Linked DNA regions of Homo sapiens: region 2 is linked to region 1. The links are chromatin loops, found by intact Hi-C in ENCODE. Cell type or tissue: dorsolateral prefrontal cortex. All regions are shown on one strand. Links, peaks and the distances in the headings refer to the core of each region. The heading gives the core; the rest is flanking DNA.

Evidence for each region. A loop is a pair of places that touch in the nucleus more often than their neighbours do. Peaks named below come from ENCODE experiments on the same cell type or tissue, not always from the same donor. Only the 100,000 strongest peaks of a DNase experiment are listed, where the experiment ranks them.
Region 2: a loop joins it to region 1, with 2.4 times the contacts of the local background. A loop is called at or near these places in 2 of 110 quality-filtered maps.

The regions. Positions count from the first base shown.
Region 1 is chrX:129,753,005-129,761,368 of GRCh38, forward strand. XPNPEP2 (X-prolyl aminopeptidase 2) reads left to right here. Exons shown (of 21, transcript NM_003399.6): 11 at 155-244; 12 at 1,468-1,577; 13 at 2,290-2,367; 14 at 3,480-3,551; 15 at 6,176-6,236; 16 at 7,508-7,577; 17 at 8,168-8,272. Among named protein-coding and RNA genes, the nearest start is that of XPNPEP2, 18 kb to the left of the region's middle. RefSeq lists enhancers at 2,881-3,380, 6,974-7,023, 7,044-7,123. In dorsolateral prefrontal cortex, for the core only: a CTCF peak has its summit at 6,898 (motif pointing right); a DNase peak (open chromatin) is centred at 6,887; H3K4me3 peaks cover 297 bases; H3K27ac peaks cover 1,232 bases; H3K27me3 peaks cover 2,416 bases.
Region 2 is chrX:129,877,537-129,890,792 of GRCh38, forward strand. It overlaps the pseudogene SALL4P2. Among named protein-coding and RNA genes, the nearest start is that of UTP14A, 22 kb to the right of the region's middle. In dorsolateral prefrontal cortex, for the core only: no CTCF peak of the experiment used is centred there; no DNase peak of the experiment used is centred there; H3K27me3 peaks cover 1,440 bases.

The sequences.
Region 1 (8,364 bases), core at 5,582-8,081:
GTAGAGAGCATTGCCACGAAATGGTGGCAAATCTCACGTCTGCTGGGTCCTCCTGCCAGTCCTCTGAAAACACCCCTGTGCCATGGAGACCTCCTTTACTGTGCCCCCAGACCTGTGCCCCCAGACCTCCTTTTCTCCTCCCTGCCCCCAACAGGAGAAACTCGTGACAGACACCTACTCCCCAGTGATGATGACCAAGGCAGTGAAGAACAGCAAGGAGCAGGCCCTCCTCAAGGCCAGCCACGTAAGTCCACGTTCAGGCAGACATGGCCTTTTGGGAGTATCCAGCCTAATGAGTTAGAAAGGAAAGGCCTCCAGAAGAGCCTGAAGAAGACCCTCAATGAAACAAAGAAGCAAGCTGGGCGCGGTGGCTCACGCCTGTAATCCTAGCACTTTGGGAGGCCAAGGTGAGAGGATTGCTTGAGCTCAGGAGTCCGAGAGCAGCCTGGCCAACATGGTGAAGCCCTGTCTCTACTAAAAATACAAAAATTAGCCAGGCGTGGTGGCGATCACCTGTAGTCCCAGCTACTCAGGAGGCTGAGGCACGAGAATCGCTTGAACCTGGGAAGTAGAGGTTGCAATGAGCTGAGATCATGCCACTGCACTCCAGCCTGGGCGAGACTAGGTCAAAAAAAAAGAAAGAAAGAAAGAAAAAGAAATAAAGAAGCAGACACCAAATTATTCCTGGGCGCCCACATGCACCTCATATCCTTGCCCCCAATATAGTACAGTGGTTTAGAGCACAGGCCCTGGAGCTAGGGTGCCTTGAGTTCAAACCACAGCTCCACCCAATTCCTAACTGGGTGACCTTGACCAAGTCATTTTACCTCTCTGGGCCTCAGTTACCCCATCTGTAAAATGAGGATCATAACAGTAATCTTACAGCATATGGTTGTTGTGAGAATTCAATGAATATGTATATTGCTCTGAGCACCACCTAGCACATTCTAAGTGTTAAATAAGTGTTAGCTATAATGATTTCCTCACACTGGCAAGAGGATGGCTCAATTTTTAAAAAAGAATTCTTGTTAAAATTAAGATAAACCACCTCATTTAAAAAAAACTTTGTCTCATAGGAAATTTTAAACACACACAAAGATAAAGAAAATAGCATCATAATCTCCAGTGTCCCTTCATCCAGCTTCAATAATCCTTGACTCATGGCCATTCTTGTCTTGTCTATAACCCCATGTTCATTACCACCACAACCACCCCCTCTGCTGCTGGATTCTTTTAAAAGTAAATCCTAGATAGTGTGTCATTTCTGCCGTCAACACAGAACTCTTTCAAAAACAGGAACACACTATGATCATATATAAACACTAACAAGAATTCTTTGACATCAAATAGCCAGTGTTTTCAAAGCTCCACATCCTGGAGCCGCTATCTGATCTCCATCATCTTGGAGCCTGTGGCTGCAACCAGACCTCACCCGGCTCCTCTGTTTCCCTGCTTCCCCAACTCCAGGTGCGGGACGCTGTGGCTGTGATCCGGTACTTGGTCTGGCTGGAGAAGAACGTGCCCAAAGGCACAGTGGATGAGTTCTCGGGGGCAGAGATCGTGGACAAGTTCCGAGGGTGAAGAGCCACGGCCGTCCTTTTTGGCTGACTGTCTTTTAGTGTGGCAGTGGGGGCAGGGAGGGGGAATTTGTCCCCTTACTTAGCAGAAAGGAAGATCCTCCTCATATGCGTGCTGGGTGGGGGAGGGCTCTGGAGAACAAGGAGTGACAGGTTCTTGGGTGGTCGGGGAGTTGAGCAGGGGGCGTTGGATGATATTTCCCGCCCCGCTGAAAGCAGGACAACTCGAAGGGCCACAACCCAATAGCGTCCCCTAGTGTCTGCTTCAGGTACGGTCTGAATCTCCCTGGGGGGTGCTGTGGCTCAGACCAGGTCAGCCCCTGGACCACTTGAGAATACCAGGTAGGGAGGAGGATTCCCGAAGGCATGCTTGGCCCAGGTCAGGGCCGGATTGTAGGTTTGAGGTACAGGATGCTCTCCCAGGACTGGGGGAGTTTTCAGATACAGAGAGCTGGGTTTCTTCACTCCTATCCGTAAAATGGAGGTGGAGAGGAAATAATGTGTGTCTACAGTGTGTCCTCTGATCTTCCTCTATAAATGACAGGTCAGGGCTTGAGGAGATGGAACCAGGAGGTGAGGGCTGGGAGAGCCAAATGGTGTCCAGTTGAGAGGTAGAGGCAGCCATGACCTTCATTGGATTTGATTAGATATCCCGGGCCCAGCCTAGTCCAGGGGCCCATTCATTGACCATGCCTTGCCTTGTACTTTCCAGAGAAGAACAGTTCTCCTCCGGACCCAGTTTTGAAACCATCTCTGCTAGTGGTCTGAATGCTGCCCTGGCCCACTACAGGTACTTGAGGAAAAAGAATTTTCTAGGGCCCTGTTGGGGCATCCTGTTGTGTGTGTAGAGGAACAGGGTGAGGGGAGGGGGATGTTCTGGGACCTGAGTCCACGTTGAAGGTCCGAGGCCCCTAGCCCTGTGGGGGCTGGGAGAGGAGCTCAGTGTGGAGTAGGGAGTTGCCTTGTAATGAAAAGGCCTGAGAGCTGGAGGCTGGGGGACCTGGAAGGAAGACACCGATGCCATTGGATGCTTTTCCCTGGCTTCCCATGTGTTGCTTATGTTAGCTAATGCTTAAAGCTCACGAGTTCACATGGAGAGAGGTCTGTTCACTCAGCCTGAACCAGCCAAGGTGGGCCCAAGATACAGGCTAGCCAGGTGTTTGGCCCTATAGAAAACAAACCCCTGCAGGCCTGCCTGATGAAAAGCTGACCAGCTGCCTCCGCCTGGCATGGGCACAGCAGGGAGAGGTCAATGCCCTCCAAGGGAGTGCCTGACATGTCCCAGAATTCCCTCCCCTGGTGTCCCCTGGTGTCTCCCACGCCTTCGGCTGCCTTGCCCCAGCCCCTCCTACCCACTCGGGCTAGAGTGGCAGGGTGGGTGCTCCTCGGCTTTACCACCTCTTGCTCAGCAGCCCCACCCTGGAGGTATCCTCCCTTCCTGTGCTCTGCTTCTTCTCAGGGCCCTCTGCTCTCGGAGGCAGCAGGAAGTTAGAGACAAAGGGCCGGAGGGAGCATCTGGGTAGAGGCCCAGCTCTTTGCCGCTTTACCGCGCATCCTCGTGCAAGCCCCTTGGCCTCCATAGGCCTGCTTCTCCTTATGGAAAAGGAGACAGCTGAGCTGGGGGGTCTCTAGGGCTCTCCCAGCTCTCATATTCTGGGCTTTACCCTCTCTCTCCTCCCTGGGGACCAGGGCCTGGCTCAGCCAGGTGCAGGATTAACAGACGTGTGCTGAGGACAGCAGCAACGGAAGCTGAGTTCTCTTCCAGGGCCCTTTGGGATAGAATGACTTCCTCCAGAGGGACTGGCCTGGAAGCCCAGGCCCCAGAGGTCCTCCCACCAAGGCCTCCCACGTGACCCAGTGCAGGGTTAGGCTGCCCTTCTCAACATTCTCTCCCCTTCTCAGCCCGACCAAGGAGCTGAACCGCAAGCTGTCCTCAGATGAGATGTACCTGCTGGACTCTGGGGGGCAGTACTGGTATGTACCCCGACCTCACCCTAGCCTGGATGTCTCTGCTCAGACCTCCTGAGCCTGCCAAGAGTCAGCCAAAGCTTTCCCTTCCTGGGCCACGGATTCTTCGTCTGAAAAAGGAGAGATCTGGAATGAGCCCCGAACATCCTACCCATTTTCACACATGGGGGTCCCTGCACAGTGGGAAATACACAGAGGCTGGAATAGTGGCAGGACCCAGGCAGCACCTCTGTGGGAATTAGGAAAAGACTCCCTTTGCTTAAGTTGCTGTTTTTTGTGGGTTGTTTGTTTGTTTGTTTCTTGACAGAGTCTCACTCTGTCGCCCAGGTTTGGAGTGCAGTGGCGCGATCTTGGCTCACTGCAACCTCTGCATCCCGGGTTCAAGTGATTCTCCTGCCTCAGCCTCCCAAGTAGCTTGGATTACAGGTGTCCACCACCATGCCCAGCTATATATATATATATATATATATATATACACACACACACACATATATATATACACACACATATATATACACACACATACACACACACACACACACATATATATATATGTATGTATTAGTAGAGATGGAGTTTCACCATGTTGGCCAGGCTGTTCTCAAACTCCTGACCTCAGGTGATCCACCTGCCCCAGCCTCCCAAAGTGCTGGGATTACAGACATGAGCCACCATGCCCAGCCTCAAGTAAAATGTTTTCTAAGTCCACGTATTATTACACAGTCTGAGCAACTATACTCAATGTCCCTGCCTGGCCACACAAACACATATACCCTACTCTCATCCACTAGTGCACACCCTGGACACCCCCGCACCACCAACGTCATGCAGACTCCTCAGCCCCCTCTTCCCCATGGCACTGTTCAGGGTGGAGGTGGGGGCAGATGAGAGAAGCAACCCTTTTGATGGGCTACCTTTGTACAGTGTACAACCTGAATGCTCAGACATGACAGCCGTGCAGAATAGACTAACCTGGCCAGGCGTGGTGGCTCACACCTGTAATCCCAGCACTTTGGGAGGCCGAGGCGGGCAGATCACCTGAGGTCAGGAGCTTGAGACCAGCCTGGGCAACATGGTGAAACCCCATCTCTACTAAAAATACAAAAATTTTCCGGGTGTGGTGGAGCATGCTTCCCAAGGGAAACTGAGGCAGGAGAATCGCTTGAACCCGGGAGGCGGAGGTTGCAGTGAGCCGAGATCGTGACACTGCACTCCAGTCTGAGCAATAAGAGCAAGACTATAAAAGGAAGAAAGAAAGAAAGAAAGAAAGAAAGAAAGAAAGAAAGAAAGAAAGAAAGAAAGAAAGAAAGAGGGAGAGAGAGAAAGAGAGAGAGAGAGAGAGAGAGAAAGAAAGAAAGAAAGAAAGAAAGAAAGAAAGAAAGAAAGAAAGAAAGAAAGAAAGAAAGAAAGAAAAAGAATAGGCTAACCCCATTCCTTCCAAACGTGTGACTGATCATTCACACCAGAGTTGAGCTGAGCTGAGCTGACCTGAAAGATTTTCCCTTCTCATTGAGGAAGGAAGTGTGGGAAGCGTGGGGTGGGACAAAAGAAGGGCCGTACTGAACTGATGGAGGAGCAAGGAGTCCTGTGGAAATGGCGAATGTGCTAACGACAGAGGCTCTTTGCTTGTTCTTAGCACAGCTCTAGGGGATCCAGAGTAGCAGGCGCTCAGCTTAGCAGCCTTTGCTGGTCAGGAGTTCGATGCTGTGTGTACTTGAGATGGCCAATGAGCAAAGGGGAAGTGAATTTGTGGGGGCGTTGCTGGAATGGGGTGTGCTCAGAGTAGGGTGAGGCCGGGGAAATAGTCACCTCACTTCCTCTTCTTTCCTTCTGAAGAAGAAGGTCACCACACCCCATGACCCAAGGAGAAGCCCCAGGGCCCTGGGACCATTTCTCCCCTCTCCCTCACCAAGGCATGATCACAGGGGCCATCTGTGGCAACTGCTGCAGCTGGGAGTTGGGAGTCAGACCTTGGGACTGAGGCTTCACCTAACTGGAACTCAGCAAGTCACTGGGTCAGATCCGTGTTTGCCATGGAGAGGACTGTGTGGAGAGGCAGTGCTTGCTCTAGGCCTGGCTTCACTGAGGTTCAGAGAGGGAAACAGCCGCATGGCCTCAATGGCCTCATCTGTGAACTGGGGATAATGAGGCCTCTTCTACCATTCTTCCCAGGGAGCAGCAAAAGTGTCCTATAAATGGTCGACAACTATCTGAATATGAGAGTGTTATGATAATATAATCTCTCTGGACCTCAGTTTCCCCAGCTGTAAAAAGGGGACATTCCCCTTTCTGCCTCCCAGGAAGCCTGGAAGAAGCCTTGCTTTCATAACCAGCTGGACCCAAGGAAACCCAGACCTACAGAACAGCCAAAATGAGTGGGATGGGGGAGGAGTGTGTAGGGTGGGGAGTCACACTTGTCAGACAACTTAGTAACTTTTAACTTGATAGGTTTGCAGAGGCCTTTCACACATAGGTGCTGAAGAGGGGATTTTGATTATGGTAGCTGTCTTCTTCCTTTCGCCGTCCACCCATCCCATCCCAGCCCTGCCACTTGTGGAAAGCACACAGAAAGCACATGGCCCCAGTCCCTAGCCCCAGGCATTTGGCATGTTGGTTTTCCTTCTCCATAGGGACGGGACCACAGACATCACCAGAACAGTCCACTGGGGCACCCCCTCTGCCTTCCAGAAGGTAAGCATGGGCCCAGATTTCCCCTCACCACCTTCCCCCAAGGGGGCACCCAAGCAGTCAAGATCCCTTCCATTTCAGAGGCTAAAACTGAAGCTCAGAGAGGTTAAGTAGTTTGCCCAAGGTGACACCACTGGTGCCGGAAAACCCAGTGCTCCCTGCTGCTTCCCCGGGGATATTTCAGGCCACTGACAAGGCCTCAGCCCAAGCTGAGCCTCATCCTATTCTGGTAAATCAGTGCACAAATATTTTTTTGTTGTTGCCTGTGTGCCTGGCCCTGTACTCAGCAGAAAGGAGAAAGAAAGGCATCCCAAGTGGAGGAAAACGGCACAAGTGAAGCCTCCGCGGTGGAAAGGAGCCAGAGGTGTTCAGGAAACATCGAGGGCTGGCCAGCTGGGGCAGAGGCGAGGGCATTGTCTCTGTGCACCAGAGGGCCCTGGGGGTGGAGCAGCGAGCTGCCGTCATGCTGCATGCAGCAGGCCGACTATGGGGCAGACATTGTGCTGGAAACACAGAGAGGGGAACAAAATGCTGTCCAGGTCTCCAGGAGCTCACAGTTTAGCGGCGGAGTCTGCTGCCTCTGGCTGTCCTGCCCAAAGTGACAAGCCTGTGAACCTGTGTGGTGATGGAGATTGACCACATCGCCTCTGGAAGTGACCAGAAGAGGCCACTGTCAGGCCACCTCCCTCCGCTGACAGAGGAAGGCTAAGCTGCCAAGTCAGCAAACCTCAACCCTCATGAAAGGCCTTAAGAAAACTCAGCAGCCGTCACAACCACAGGAATGAGTGTGCTAAACTTCCGTGAAGCATGCACGCTGTTGGCAGCACCTTCTGTACATTAGTCTGCCTGCCTCTCCCAACAACCTTAGGAGCTAGGTCCTGTTATCTTCCCATCGCAGATAAGGAAACTGAGGCACACAGCAGTTAAAGTCGCCTGCCCAAGGTCTCAGAGTGAGTGGCTAAGTCAGGATTCAGCCCAGGGAGTCACAGCCTCGGTTCACCGCCACCAAGTGTCTCCTGCAGATATTGTAATGATCCTCATAGACCAGCCAGAGGGAAGCACGTGATGGAGCCCCAGCTTTGGGAAGGCCCTCCTCAGCCTCTGCTGGCCATCTTCCAGAACCCGGGCAGCCACACATAACGATGAGACTCCCCCCACCCTGCCTACACACACCCAGGCCTGGGCCCTGCACCGTGTATCCATAGGCCAAGCAGCTGGATACTCCTCTGGCTCCTCCTCCCGTCCTCCATATCACCTCTTCCTCTCCCCATCAGGAGGCATACACCCGTGTGCTGATAGGAAATATTGACCTGTCCAGGCTCATCTTTCCCGCTGCTACATCAGGTGGGTTTCAGAAACCAGTCTGGACACAGCCTCAGGCCCTGATTTCACAGGACTCAGACCATCACCCTGGGAGGCTGGTGGGGCAAGGATTTTGTCATCATCCCATCCCTTATGTAGATGAGAAAATCCAGCCTAGAGAGAGAAAGTGACTTGCCCAAGGTCACACAGAAGGTTAGCGGGAGATCCAGGCCTTGAACCTGAGTTTCCTGCCTCTTAATCTAACACTGTTGCTCAGAGGTGGGAGAGATCAGTGGGCCACAGCAATTATGGGAGGATTCTTAGAGGAATTAGGTGTCAAAGTGCAAAGCCCTGACAGATGGGGAGAAATTACAGTAGAGGCATCAATTCAGGTAATGGATACAATGTATGGTAAGCTGGAGATAGTGATGGGCTGGTCTGGCGAGGGAACCACTAACTCCATCCATCAGCCCTCCTCCATCCCAACCCAACATCATTGCATCAGTGCATGCTTAGCGGCCTCTCAGGGGCCCCTCTTCTTAGGCACCACTCTGATAGTGAAGCAAGAAGGGGCAAGGTGGACAGTCTTCGGTAAAGCCATCTGACTGGGGTCAATCTCTCTTCCCTTCCAGGGCGAATGGTGGAGGCCTTTGCCCGCAGAGCCTTGTGGGATGCTGGTCTCAATTATGGTCATGGGACAGGCCACGGCATTGGCAACTTCCTGTGTGTGCATGAGTGTAGGTGTCTCCTCAGCACTCCCCAGGCCACCCCCCTTTTATTATACCCTCTATGAAGGTAGAGAATTTCACAGGTATGGAAATGACAAAGA
Region 2 (13,256 bases), core at 6,209-8,708, 130 kb after region 1:
TCACTTCCTGGAAGAAAACAAGATTGTGGTCAGCTAAGCTAAAGGGGAACTTGCCTGGAAGAAGAAATGTAGACAGAGTGAAATGTCTAGACCATGCTTGTTCAACCCTCAGCCCGCAGGCCACATGCAGCCCAGGGCGGCTTTGAATGTGGCCCAACACAAATTCGTGAAGTTTCTTAAAACATTCTGAGATTTTTTTGTGATTTTTTTTTTAAGCTCATCGGCTATTGTTAGTATTCGTGTATTTTATGTGTGGCCCAAGACAATTCTTCTTCCAAGGTGGCCCAGGGAAGCCAAAAGATTGGACACCCCTAGTCTAGACTGTGCTTTTTATTCTTTTATTATTTTTTATTTGTATAAATTTATGGGGTGCAAGTGTAATTTTGTTACCTGCATAGATTGTGTAGTGGTGAAGTCAGGGCTTTTAGGGTATTGATCACCCAAATAACCTACAATGTACCCCTTAAGTAATCACTCATTATCCACCCCTTGCCTTACCCTTCCAAGTCTCTGTTGTCTATCATTCCACACACTACCTCCGTGTGTACACTTTATTTAGCTCCCACTTATAAGTGAGAACATGTGATATTTGTCTTTCTGTGCCTGGCTTGTTTCACCAAAGTTAATGGCCTCCAGTTCCATCCATGTTGCTGCAAAAGACATGATTGCATTTTTTTATGGCTGCATAGTATTCCATGATGTATACATACCACAGTTTCTTTATCTAATCCTCCGTTGATGGACACTTAGGTTGATTCCTTATCTTCGCTATTGTGAATAGTGCTGTGATAAACATACTATTGCAGGTGTCTTTTTGATATAATGATTTATTTTTCTTTGGGTAGATACCCGGTAGTGGGATTGCTGGATGGAAAGTAGTTGCATTTTTCGTTCTTTGAGAAATCTCCATACAGTTTTCCATAGAGGTTACACTAATTTACATTCCCACCAACAGTGTATAAGAGTTCATTCCCTTTTCTCCCCATCCTCACTAACATCTGTTAGTTTTTCTCTTTTTAATAATAGCCATCTGACTAGTGTAAGATGGTTTATCATTGTGGTTTTAATTTGCACATCTCTGATGATTAGCGATGTTGAGCATTTTTTCATGTCCGTTGGCCACTTGTCTTCTTTTGAGAAATGTCTATTCATGTCCTTTGCCCACTTTTTAATGGGATTATTTGTTTTCTTTTTTTTAAAAAAAAAACCCATCTCCTCCTCCCGTTTTCCTTATTCTTACTGATATGCAAATGATGTTTACAGATGGCAATCTCAGGCAGTTCTACAATCACAATTGTTATGCTGCTTTGCAAAACATAAAAACAAAAAAATCAAAAAAAGAAAATATCTATACCAAAACAAATACAGACTATAATTATTTTTTAATTTTGGAAAGAAGCAAGTCTTGAAAGTAGCTTTGTTACTTCCAACAAACTATATACATAGAAATTCTGTACAGCCTACAGTAACTACTTCCCAAGACTGTCGCCTATTTCAAGGTGGAACAGTTTGAACTTATTGAACCACAGTGGAAAAGACAACTACTTAGATTAATGGGGTGAGGAGGAGTACTGTATACTTCCATGATAACTGTCTGCAAGTAAATGGACAAGGTTATCATCTATTTAGGAACCTGTTTTGTATGTCTCCTAACCCTGTACCCATCTTTTGTTTTTTGAAAGTACTTTCAAAAATAAAGCAAAAAAAAAGATTATAGAATTACAAATTCCTCCAACATTTTTTTTTTTTTAAGACGGAGTCTCGCTCTTTTCACCCAGGCGGGAGTGCAGTGGCGCTATCTCAGCTCACTGCAAGCTCCGCCTCCCAGGTTCACGCCATTCTCCTGCCTCAGCCTCCCCAGTAGCTGGGACCACAGGCGCCCGGCTAATTTTTTTGTATTTTTTTAGTAGAGAGGGGGTTTCACCGTGTTAGCCAAGATGGTCTCGATCTCCTGACCTCGTGATCCACCTGCCTCGGCCTCCCAAAGTGCTGGGATTACAGGCGTGAGCCACCGCACCTGGCCTAATTCCTCCAACTTTTTTTGTTTTCTAGATGGAGTCTCGCTGTCACCCAGGAGGCTGGAGTGCAAGGGCGCAATCTCGGCTCACTGCAACTTCCACCTCTGGGGGTCAAGGGATTCTCCTGCCTCAGCCTCCCAAGTAGCTGGGATTACAGGTACCCACCACCACACCCAGCTAATTTTTGTATTTTTAGTAGAGACGGGGTTTCAGTTTCACCATGTTGGCCAGGCTGGTCTCAAACTCCTGGACTCAAGTGATTTGCCCCACCTCAGCCTCCCAAAGTGCTGGATTACAGGGGTGAGCCACTGTGTCTGGACTCCTTTAACTTTAGAACTTTAAATAGGATGTCCTCAAATGGACTTATGTTAGTTGTTAGGGAGTCAATGTCTGCTTATTTAAAAAACAGCTCAGTTGCAGCCACAAGAGTTCAAATGTATTCCACACACTTCCCTTTGCCTTCCTGAACACCAGAAGAGGTGGGCCACTGAGCAAGGAATCTCAGGTGACTTAATTTAGTTCACCAGTGCCCACTCTGTTGAAGAACTGGATTTTCATTCCAGAGGAGAAACTCATGGGAAGGAGTGTTTCCTTTCACAGGGTCACATACTAATTTTTAAAAAATATAGTTGGTGCAACTTATGCCAAGTAATTATGCAGATTTTTTGCCCTGAGTATTGCATGAAGGCTACAAAGTTGGAACAGGCAAATCCTGGGTATGAAAGCTTTAGTTTAAATATTTCACTTTTTTTGTAGCCATAGTGTCTATTTTCCTATTTTATGACCACTGAAGTATTCCCAGGCCCTGTCTTTTTGTTTGTTTGTTTGTTTGTTTTTGAGACGGAGTCTCACTCTGTCACCCAGGCTGGAGTACAGTGGCACAATCTCAGCTCACTGCAACCTCCGCTTCCCAGGTTCAAGGGATTCTCCTGCCTCAGCCTCCCAAGTAGCTGAGACTACAGGCATGTGCCACCATGCCCGGCTAATTTTTTGTATTTTTAGTACAGATGGGGTTTCTCTATGTTGGCCAGGCTGGTTTCAAACTCCTGACCTCAGGTGATCCACTGGCCTTGTCCTCCCAAAGTGCTGGGTTTACAGGTGTAAGCCACCATGCCTGGCTGCTGTCTTAAACCTAAGTGTTACTGGTGGAGGGTGTCCAGGTTCTTGTCGTATTGGACAAAACAGACAAAGCAAGGAAAGAATGAAGCAACAAAAGCAGATTTATTGAAAATGGAAGTATACTCCACAGTGTGGGAGCGGACCTGAGCAGCGGCTCAAGGGCCCAGATACAGAATCTTCTTGGGTCCAAATACCCCCTAGAGGTTTCCCATTCCCATTGGCCACTTGGTGTTCACCTCATGTAAATGAAGTGGTGGCCCACAATCACTCTGATTTGTTGCTGTCTGCAACCAATTTCGAAGTTACAAAATTACACTCTTATGCAAACCTGTGATTGGTTTTTGCAACCGGTCAGAGGTACTTTCAATTTCCCATCTGCCAGGCAGAAAAGGTGGAGGTTTGCAGAGGGAATAGTCTCTGGTCCTTTTGTTATTTAGGTGTGGAAAGTTGGGGTTTCCCTTTCAATTTAGTTCTAGGAAGTCAGCATGAACCGGACTTGGGTTCCCTGCCTCCAGACCCTATTCTCCTGCTTCATAAGAGTTGATGTATTGGTGGGAACAGCTGGACATGTAAGATGTTTTCGTGATTCCTTTTTTCAAATCCCCTTTTGTATATGTAATAATACTGAGCAAACAATGAAATGTTGCTCTAACAATTAAACCTAACTTGTGGGTGGAGAAATCATTCCCCTCTAAGTAAAAAGCCCTTACTGAAATGTGCATCAAGACTGTTACCCAAAGTTTTGTCTCTTAGTTACTGCACCTGACTTTAGGATACAAAATGTTTTTTGTCCAGTTGTGCCTTTCCTTCTGGAATTGTAAGTGAACACAATAATAGTACCTCTTTACGCTAAGTGGATATGCTACAGAGAACACAGCAGTGGTTTTTCCACTGTTGAACTAATGATGCTTTGTGAGTGTACGATCTATGGAGAATCCCCTGTAGTTGTACCTGCTGATGCTGTCTTGTCTGTTGGGAAAACAATTTTGCATGTTTTTCTCTCCAAAATAATAATTATATTACTTATATTACAATCAGTATTATAGTAAATGTAAATGAAATAAGTACTACACTCAAAAGTAAGGGATAGACTGGGTGTGGTGGCATGGTGGCTTATGCCTGTAATCCCAGCACTTTGGGAAACCAAGGCAGATCGCTTGAGCTCAGGAGTTTGAGACCAGGCTGGGCAACATAGCAAAACGCTGTCTCTACAAAAAAAAAAATACAAAAAAATTAACCATGCGTGGTGGCGCATGCCTTTAGTTCCAGCTACTTCTGTGGCTGAGGCAGGAGGATCGCTTGAGCCAGGGAGGTCGAGGCTGCAGTGAGCCATGTTCACGCCACTGCACTCCAGCCTGGGCGACAAAGTGAGATCCTGTCTCAAAAAAAAAGTAAAGGATTATCAGACTGAATTTAAAAACAGGATCTAACTATATGCTGTCTAGAGCAGAAACTTCAGATTCAATATATACTACAAATAGGTTGAAAGGATGGAAAATAATATACCATGCAATAACCATGAGTGAGCCGGCTATACCAATGTATTAGTTTTCTATTGCTGTGTAACAAATTATCACAAATTTAGTAGCTTAAAACAATACCCATTTATTATCTCACAGCTCTCTAGGTCATAAGACCAAGCAGGTTCTCTACTTAAGGTTTCAAAAAGCCAAAATCAAGATGTTGGCCATGCTGGGCTCTCATCTGGAAGTTCAAGGGAAGAATCTACCTGCAAACATAAAACAGAATCTGCTTCCAAGTTCATTCAAGTTATTGACAGAAATGCAGTTCCATGAAGCTGTAAAACTGAACTCTCCATTTCCTTGATACAGTGATCCCCACTACCATCAAATAAACAATAGAGCATCAAATCCTTTTTGTGCTTTGAATCTCTGATGACCTCTTCTGGTACTAGCCAGAGAAAATTCTCTGCATTTAAAGGGTTCACCTGACTAGGTCAGTCCTATAATCTCCATATACTAAGGTTAACTGACTCATGACTTAAATTATATCTGGAAAATTAATTCCTTCAGAGCAGCACTCAGGTTAACATTTTAATTAATTTAAAATTGATTATATTATAATTGACAAAAATGGTACATATTCATGGTATACAACAGGATGTTTTGATAGATGTATACATTGTGAAATGATTAAATCAAGGTAACTAACATATCTGTTACCTCACATACTTATCACTTACTTATCACTGGTGGGAACACAGTTATCCTAGCACCATTTGTTGAAAAGACTGTTATTTGCACATTGAATTATCTTGGCACCTTTGTCAGCCATCAGCTGACCATAATATAAGGATTAATTTATGGACTCTCCATTATATTTCTATCCTCATGTCAGTATCTCACTGTCTTGATTACTGTGAGTTATATATATAGTAAGTTTGAAAGATGGAAATGAAAATTCTCCCATTGGCTCCTTTTCAAAATTGGTTATTCTGGGTCCTTTGTATGTCCATATCCTGTACATATTTTAGGAGCAGTTTGCCAATTTCTACAAAAAAAAAAGGAATGCTTGCTAGGATCTTTACAGGGATTTTGCTTAATTTTTATTTTTTTATTTTCAGTTTTAGAGATGTGGTCTCACTCTGTCATCTAGGCTGGAGTGCAGTGGCATGATCATGGCTCACTGCAGCCTCAAACTCCTGGGCTCAAGCCATCCTCCCACCTCAGCCTCTGGAGTAGCTGGGACTACAGGCATGCACCACCATGCCTGGCTGGGATTTCGTTTAATTTATAGATCAATTTGGTGAAAACTGTCATCTTGGCAATATTGGGTCTTACAATTCATGAAGATGGAATTTCTCTCCATTTACGTAGATCTCTTATTTCCCTGAGCAATGTTTTATAGATTTTGTGTATATCTACATTTTTTGCTAAATTTATTTCTAAGTATTTTATTCCGTCTGATGTTGCTGTGAATAGAACAGTCTCCCTAACCTCATTTTCACATTTTCACTGATAGTATATAGATACCTAATTTATTATATTTAACTTTTACCTTATATGCTTGATAAACTCACTTATTAGCCTAGATGCCTTTTTGTAGATTCCATCTGACTTTTTACATTAAAGATCGTCATCTGAAAAGAATGCTGGTTTTACTTCTTTCTTTCCAACTTGAATGGCTTTTATTTCTTTCTTTTCTGATTGCACTGGTTTCGAATGTCCAGGACAGTGTTTAACACAAGTGGCAAGAGTAGACATCCTTGAGTTGTTTCCAGTCTTAGGAAGAAAGTGTTCACTTTCACCGGCGATGTTATGATGATGTTATGATGTGAGCTGTAGACTTTTCTCGTGCCCTTTATCAGTTTGAGAAATTTACCTTCTATTCTGATTTTGTTGAGGATTTTTAAAAAATGTGGTGAAACATATGTAACATAAAATCTACCTTTTTAACTATTTATAAGTGTATAGTTCAGGGACATTAAGAACATTTACATTGTTGTGCAAGCATCACCACCATCCATCTCCAGAGTTTTTCATCTTCCCATACTGAAACTCTGTACCCACCAAACAGTAACTCTCCATTCCCTCTGCTCCCAGCTCCTGGAAACCACCATTCTACTTTCTGTCTCTATAAATTTGGCTACTCTAATTACCACATGTAAGTGGAATCCTTTTGTATTTTTTCTGATTCTATTTTATCTCCACTAAAAAAACAATATTTTTAGAGACAGGGTCTCACTACGTTGCCCAGGCTGGAGTACAGTTCACAGGCACAATCATAGTGTACTATAGCCTCAAACTCCTGGAGTCAAGCTATCCTCCTGCCTCAGCCTCACAGGCACGCATCACTGCGCCAGGCAAAATCTATTTTATCTCCATCAAAAATGGAGATAGGCCGGGCACGTTGGCTCATGCCTGTAATCCCAGCACTTTCCAAGGCCCAGGTGGGCAGATCATTTGAGGTCAGGAGTTTGAGACCAGCCTGGCCAACATGTCGAAATCCCATCTCTACTAAAAATACAAAAATTACCCCGGCATGGTAGCGCACGCCTGTAGTCCCAGATACTCAGGAGGCTGAGGCACGAGAATCACTTGAACCCAGAGGGGAATAGGTTGCAGTGAGCTGAGATCGTGCCACTGCACTCCAGCCTGGGTGACAGAGCAAGACTCTGTCTCAAAAAAAAAAAAAAAAAAAAAAAAAAAGAAAAGAAAAGAAAAAGAAAAAGAAAAAGAAAAGAAAAAAAGGAGATAAAATAGAATAATAAAAAATACTCAAATATGCAATACAAAAAAAAAAGGCAGGAAAAGAGAAAAGGAACACAACAGGTGGGGAAAATATAAAACAATCACAAAAATAATACATTTAAACTTAATCATAGGCTGGGCAAGGCTCACACCTATAATCCCAGCACTTTGGCAGGCGGAGGCAGAGGATTGCTTGAGCCCAGGAGTTCAAGACCAGCCTGGGCAACAGAGCCAGACTCCATCCCTACAAAAAATTTAAAAATTAGCTGGGCATGGTGGCACTCACCTGTAGTCCCAGCTACTTGGGAAGCTGAGGTGAAAGGTTTGCTGGGGCCCAGGAGTCTGAGGCTGCAGTGAGCTATGATTGCAACACTGCACTCCAGCCTGAGCAACAGAGCAAGACCCTGCCTCAAAATAAATAAAAAAATAAATAAACTTAATCATATAAATAATCACATTAAATTAAAATGGCCTAAATACTCCAATCAAAAGCAAAGATTATCAGCTTGGATAAAAAAGTAAAAACCAACTATATACTATCTATAAGAAGCACACAGCCAAGTGCAATGGTTTACACCTGTAATCCCAGCAATTTGGGAAGCCAAGGTGGGCAGATCGCTTGAGCTCAGGAGTTGAGACCAGCCTGGCCAACGTGGTGAAACCCTGTATGTACAAAAAAAAAAAAAAAAAGAAAGAAAAGAAAAGAAAAGAAAAATTAGCCGGGCATGGTGGGGTGCGCCTATAGTCCCAGCTACTTCGGGGGACAGAGGCAGAAGGATAGCTTGATTGCTGGAGTTCAAGGTTACAGTGAGCTATGATCATGCCACTGCACTTAGCCTTGGTGACAAAGTGAAACCCTGTCAAAAAAAAAAGAAAGAAAGAAACAAATTTTAACATGAAGCCACAAATAGGGAAAAAGTAAAAAGCATGAAAAAAAGACATGTCATGTTAACACCAATCAAAAGAAAGCTCTAGGAGCTATATTAATATCAAAGTGGACTTCAGAGGAAAGAATATTACTAGAAATAAAAATGGTTATTTTATAATGATAACATGATCGATTCATCAAGAGGACTTAATAATCTTAAATGTTTATGCATCTGTATTAGTTTTGTATTGCTGCATAACAAATTCTCACAAGCTTAGCAACTTAAAACAACATATATTTATTATCTCTCAGTTTACATGGATCAGAAGTCTTGGAACAGCTTAGCTAAGTCCCCTGCTCATAATCTAAGGAGGCTGTAATCAAGGTATTAGCTGATAGCTTTGTTCTCCTGGGGAAACTCAACTAGGAAAGAATAATTTCCAGGCTCATTCCAGGCTCCCAGTTGGCAGATTTTACTTCCTTGTGACTATATGACTGAGGGTCATACCAACTCAACATATTGACCAACTTCACCTAATTGGCATTTATAGAACACTCCAACCAACCACAACAGAATATACATATTTTTCAAAAGCACATAGACCATTTACCAATATACGCCATACTTTGAGCCATAAAACAAGTCTCAATAGACTGTAAAGGATTCCAGTAATAAAAAGCATTTTCTCTAACCACAACTGAATTAAATTAAAAGTCAATAACAGAAAGACTTGTGGTAAATATTGAAATATTTGTAAATTAAATAACATATTGCTAAACAACCCTTGGGTCAAGGAAGATATCAAATGGAAAAATTAAAAAGAATTTTGAGGCTAAGCACAGTGGCTCACACCTGTAATCCTAGCACTTTGGGAGGCCAAGGCAGGTGGATCACTTGAGGCCAGGAGTTCAAGACCAGCCTGGTCAACATGGTGAAAACCCATCTCTACTAAAAATACAAAAATTAACTGGGCACGGTGGCATGCACCTATAATCCCAGGTACTCAGGAGGCTGAGGGAGGCAAATTGCTTGAGCCCGGGAGGCGGAGGTTGCAGTGAGCCGTGATCATGCCACTGCACTCCAGCCTGGGTAACAGAGCGAGAATCCATCTCAAAAAAAAAAAAAAGAAAAGAAAAGAAAAAAGAAATATACCACTTACTATGATTCCATTCATATGAAATATCTATAATAACAGGCAATCTATAAAGAGGAAAAATAAATTAGTGGTTGTTTATGGCTGGAGGTGGGGAGATGGGGGAGGGACAGCTAATTGGTACAGAGGTTCTTTTAGTGGGGACAAAATGTTCTAAAATTGATTTTGGTGATGGTTGCACAACCATGTGACTACATTTAAAAACATTGTACACCTTAAATGAATGAAGTGTATGATATGTGAATTGTATTTCAACAAAACTGTTAAAAAAATTCTAAACAAAAATAAATTCTAAACAAAAGTTGAGCAAATCAAATTCAACAATATATAAAAAGGATGATATATCATGACCAAGTGGGGTTTATCCCAGGAATGTAAACTTGGTTCAACATTAGAAACCCAATCAATGCAATTCACATATTAACAAACTAAAGAAGAAAAACCATGTGATCTCTCCATAGATACAAAAAGAGCATTTGACAATCCAAATGTATTCCTAATAACTCTCCGCAAACTAGGAATAGAAAGAAAATTTCCTCAACCTGATATAGGACATTTACCAAAATAAAAAATCTATGGCTAAATCATACTTAATAGTGAAAGACTGAATGCTTCTCCTAAGATGGGGAGCAAGACAGGGATGTCCACTCCGACCTCTCTATTTAAAACATTGTATGGTAGGTCCTAGTCAATGCAATCACATAAGGGGGAAAAAATGAATGCCATGAAGATTGTAAAGGAAAAAGTAAAACTTTTTTTTTTTGCAGATGACATGATTGTTTATGTAGAAAATTAGAAACTCCAAAATCTACTAGAACTAATAAGTGACCTCAGAAACATGACAGGATAAGAAATCAATATACAAACATTAATTTCATTTCTATATAATAACAGTGAACAACCGGAAATTGAAATATAAAAAGCAATGCGGTTTTGTGTGTGGTTTTTGTTTTGTTTTGTTTTGTTTTTTTGAGACACGGTCTCACTCTGTCCTGCAGACTAAAACAAAATAAAACAAAACCACATTGATGAGGGTACTCCAAAGAGACACAGGATTCTGAATGGTATTTCTGTTAGGGAAAAAAAAGAGGGAGAGAGAGAGACAAGAACCAACAGAAAGAGCTCTCAATGGTCAAAGTTGTTATAATTTCAGCAACAAAATTAAGTACTGTTGGATTACAGCAAAAAATATAAAATAAATGCCCATGAATGCATATTGGTATAAATAAATTACTGAATAAGTTAATAGATATGGGAGAAATAAATTTCACATGCAGAAGGATCCCAAATAATTTATGTAGGCATTCAGCCCTCGAGGAGGGAGTCCATAACTCTCCACTTCTTGAGTGTAGGCTGTACATACTCGAAGAGTACAATAAGGAAAACAAGGGGAAAAAGAGTAGCTTTACAGTGAAAAACCTAACAAACGCTGCCTCAACCAGGTGATCAAGGACTCTGATATGGTTTGGCTCTGTGTCCCCACCCAAATCTCATCTCAAATTGTAATCCCCACATGTCAAGGGAGGGACCTGTAACCCCCACGTGTTGAGGGAGGGAGGTGATCGGATCATGGGGACAGTTTCCCCTATGCTGTTCTCTTGATAGTAGGTGGGTTTTCACAAGATCTGATGGTTTAAGTGTCTCACAGTTCCTCCTTCATATGCACTTCTCTCTCCTGCTGCCTTGTGAAGAAGGTTCTTGCTTCACCTTCACCTTCCACCATGATTCTGTTTCCTGAGGCCTCCCCAGCCATGCAGAACTGTGAGTCAATTAAACCTCTTTCCTTTATAAATTACCCAGTCTCACGGAAGTTCTTTATAGCAATGTGAAAACAGACTAATACAGACCCCATCAACAGTGAGATGTCATGTCGACAATAGGAGCCTTTATTTTTTTCAGTATGTGCCTTTGATATGATGTGATGAGATGGCACTTTCTCCCATAACCCACAACCAAGTCTATGCGTGAGAAAACAGGCAAATCCCAATGAAAGGGCATCCTACAAAATACCTGACCAGCACTCTTCAAAACCATCAATGTTATTGAAAACAAGGAAGGTTTGAGAAAATATCACAACCAAATGGAGCCTAAGGAGACTAAATGTAATGTGATATCCTGGATAGAATTCTGGAATAGAAAAAAGGAGATTAGGTAAAAACTAGGAAAATCTGACTGACTTTGGTTAATAATAACGTATCAATACATTATTATAATATTAGGAAATTAGATCCAGAAATATATAAAAATGATATCATGACCAACTAAGGTTTACCCCAGGAATGCAAAGTTAGCTTAACATTTAAAGAAATCAATCAATGTAATTGACCACTTTAACAGAATAAAGTTTTTAAAAGTATATATTCATTTTAATAAATGCAGAGAAAGCACTTGAAAAAATCCACACCAGTTTATGATATTTTTAAAATTTTTAACAAACTAGAATTTAAAAAGAACTTCCTCAATCTGATAAAAAAAGAATCTATGAAAATCTTATAGCTAACATGATATTCAGTGGTAAATTATTGAGGCTTCCCCCCAAAGAATGGGAACAAGGCAAGGATGTCTGCTTTTACCATTTCAATTCAACATTGTCTTGGACATCCTAACCAGTGCAATAAGGCAATAAAAAGAAATGAAAGCCATACAGATAAGAAAGGAAGAAATAAAACTGTCTGTATTCATAGATGACATGGATTTCCATGCATGGAAAAAGCTGTTATAATTTCGGCAACGAAATTAAGTACTGTTGGATTACAGTACTTAATGCATGGAAAATCCTCAGGATCCTACAAAAACAAAATACCAGAATTAACTAGTGAATATAGTGATATCACAGGATACAAAGTCAATATACAAAAATTAATTGTATTCCTATATGCTAGCAAAAATTTTGGAAATGATATTTTACAAAATACCATTCACAATAGCATCAAAAATATGAAATGCCTAGGGACAAATTAAAGAAAGATGTGCATAATTTCTACATTGCAATCTACAAAACATATAGAGAGAAATTAAAGAAGATTTAAGTAAGTAGAGAACTATACCACGTTCATGGATCAGAAGACTCAATATTAAGATGTAAATTAAGGCCAGGTGCAGTGGCTTATGCCTATAATCCTAGCACTTTGGGAGGCCAAGGCAGGCAGATCACTTGAGGCCAGGAGTACAAGACTAGCCTGGCCAACATGGTGAAACCCCGTCTCTACTAAAAATACAAAAATTAGCCAGGTGCAGTGGTGCATGCCTGTAATCCCAGCTACTTACGAGGCTGAGGCACAAGAATCACTTCAACCCAGGAGGCACAGGTTGCAGTGAGCCGAGATTGGGCCACTGAACTCCAGCCTGTGACAGAGTGAAACTCTGTCTTATTAATAATAATTTTTAAAAAGGTGTCATTTCTCCTCAAGTGTATCTGTAGATTCAATCAATTTCAATCAAAATCCCAGTAGGTTGTTTTGATAAAAATTGACAACCTGGTTTCTACAATTTATGTGGAATAGAAAGGCATGGTGGCACACACCTATAATCCCAACTACTTGAGAGGCAGAGGTGAGAGGATCACTTGAGGCCAGGAGTTCGAGAACAGCCTGGGCAACATAGCAAGGCCTGCCCCATCTCAAAAAAAAAAAAAAAAAAAAAAAACCTGGCATAGTTATTGTGTAATAATAGACAAATAGATGAATGAAAGTGAATAGAGACACTGTAAATAGACCCACATGTTTATAATGAATTTATATTCAACAAAGATGCCAAGGCAATTCAATGGGGAAGGATGGAGCAAATATAAATTGAAGAAATAATAGCAAATGATTTCCCAAATTTGGTGAAAGACATTTATGTTTAGGGTCAAGAAGTAACTGAACTCGGCTGGATGCGGTGGCTC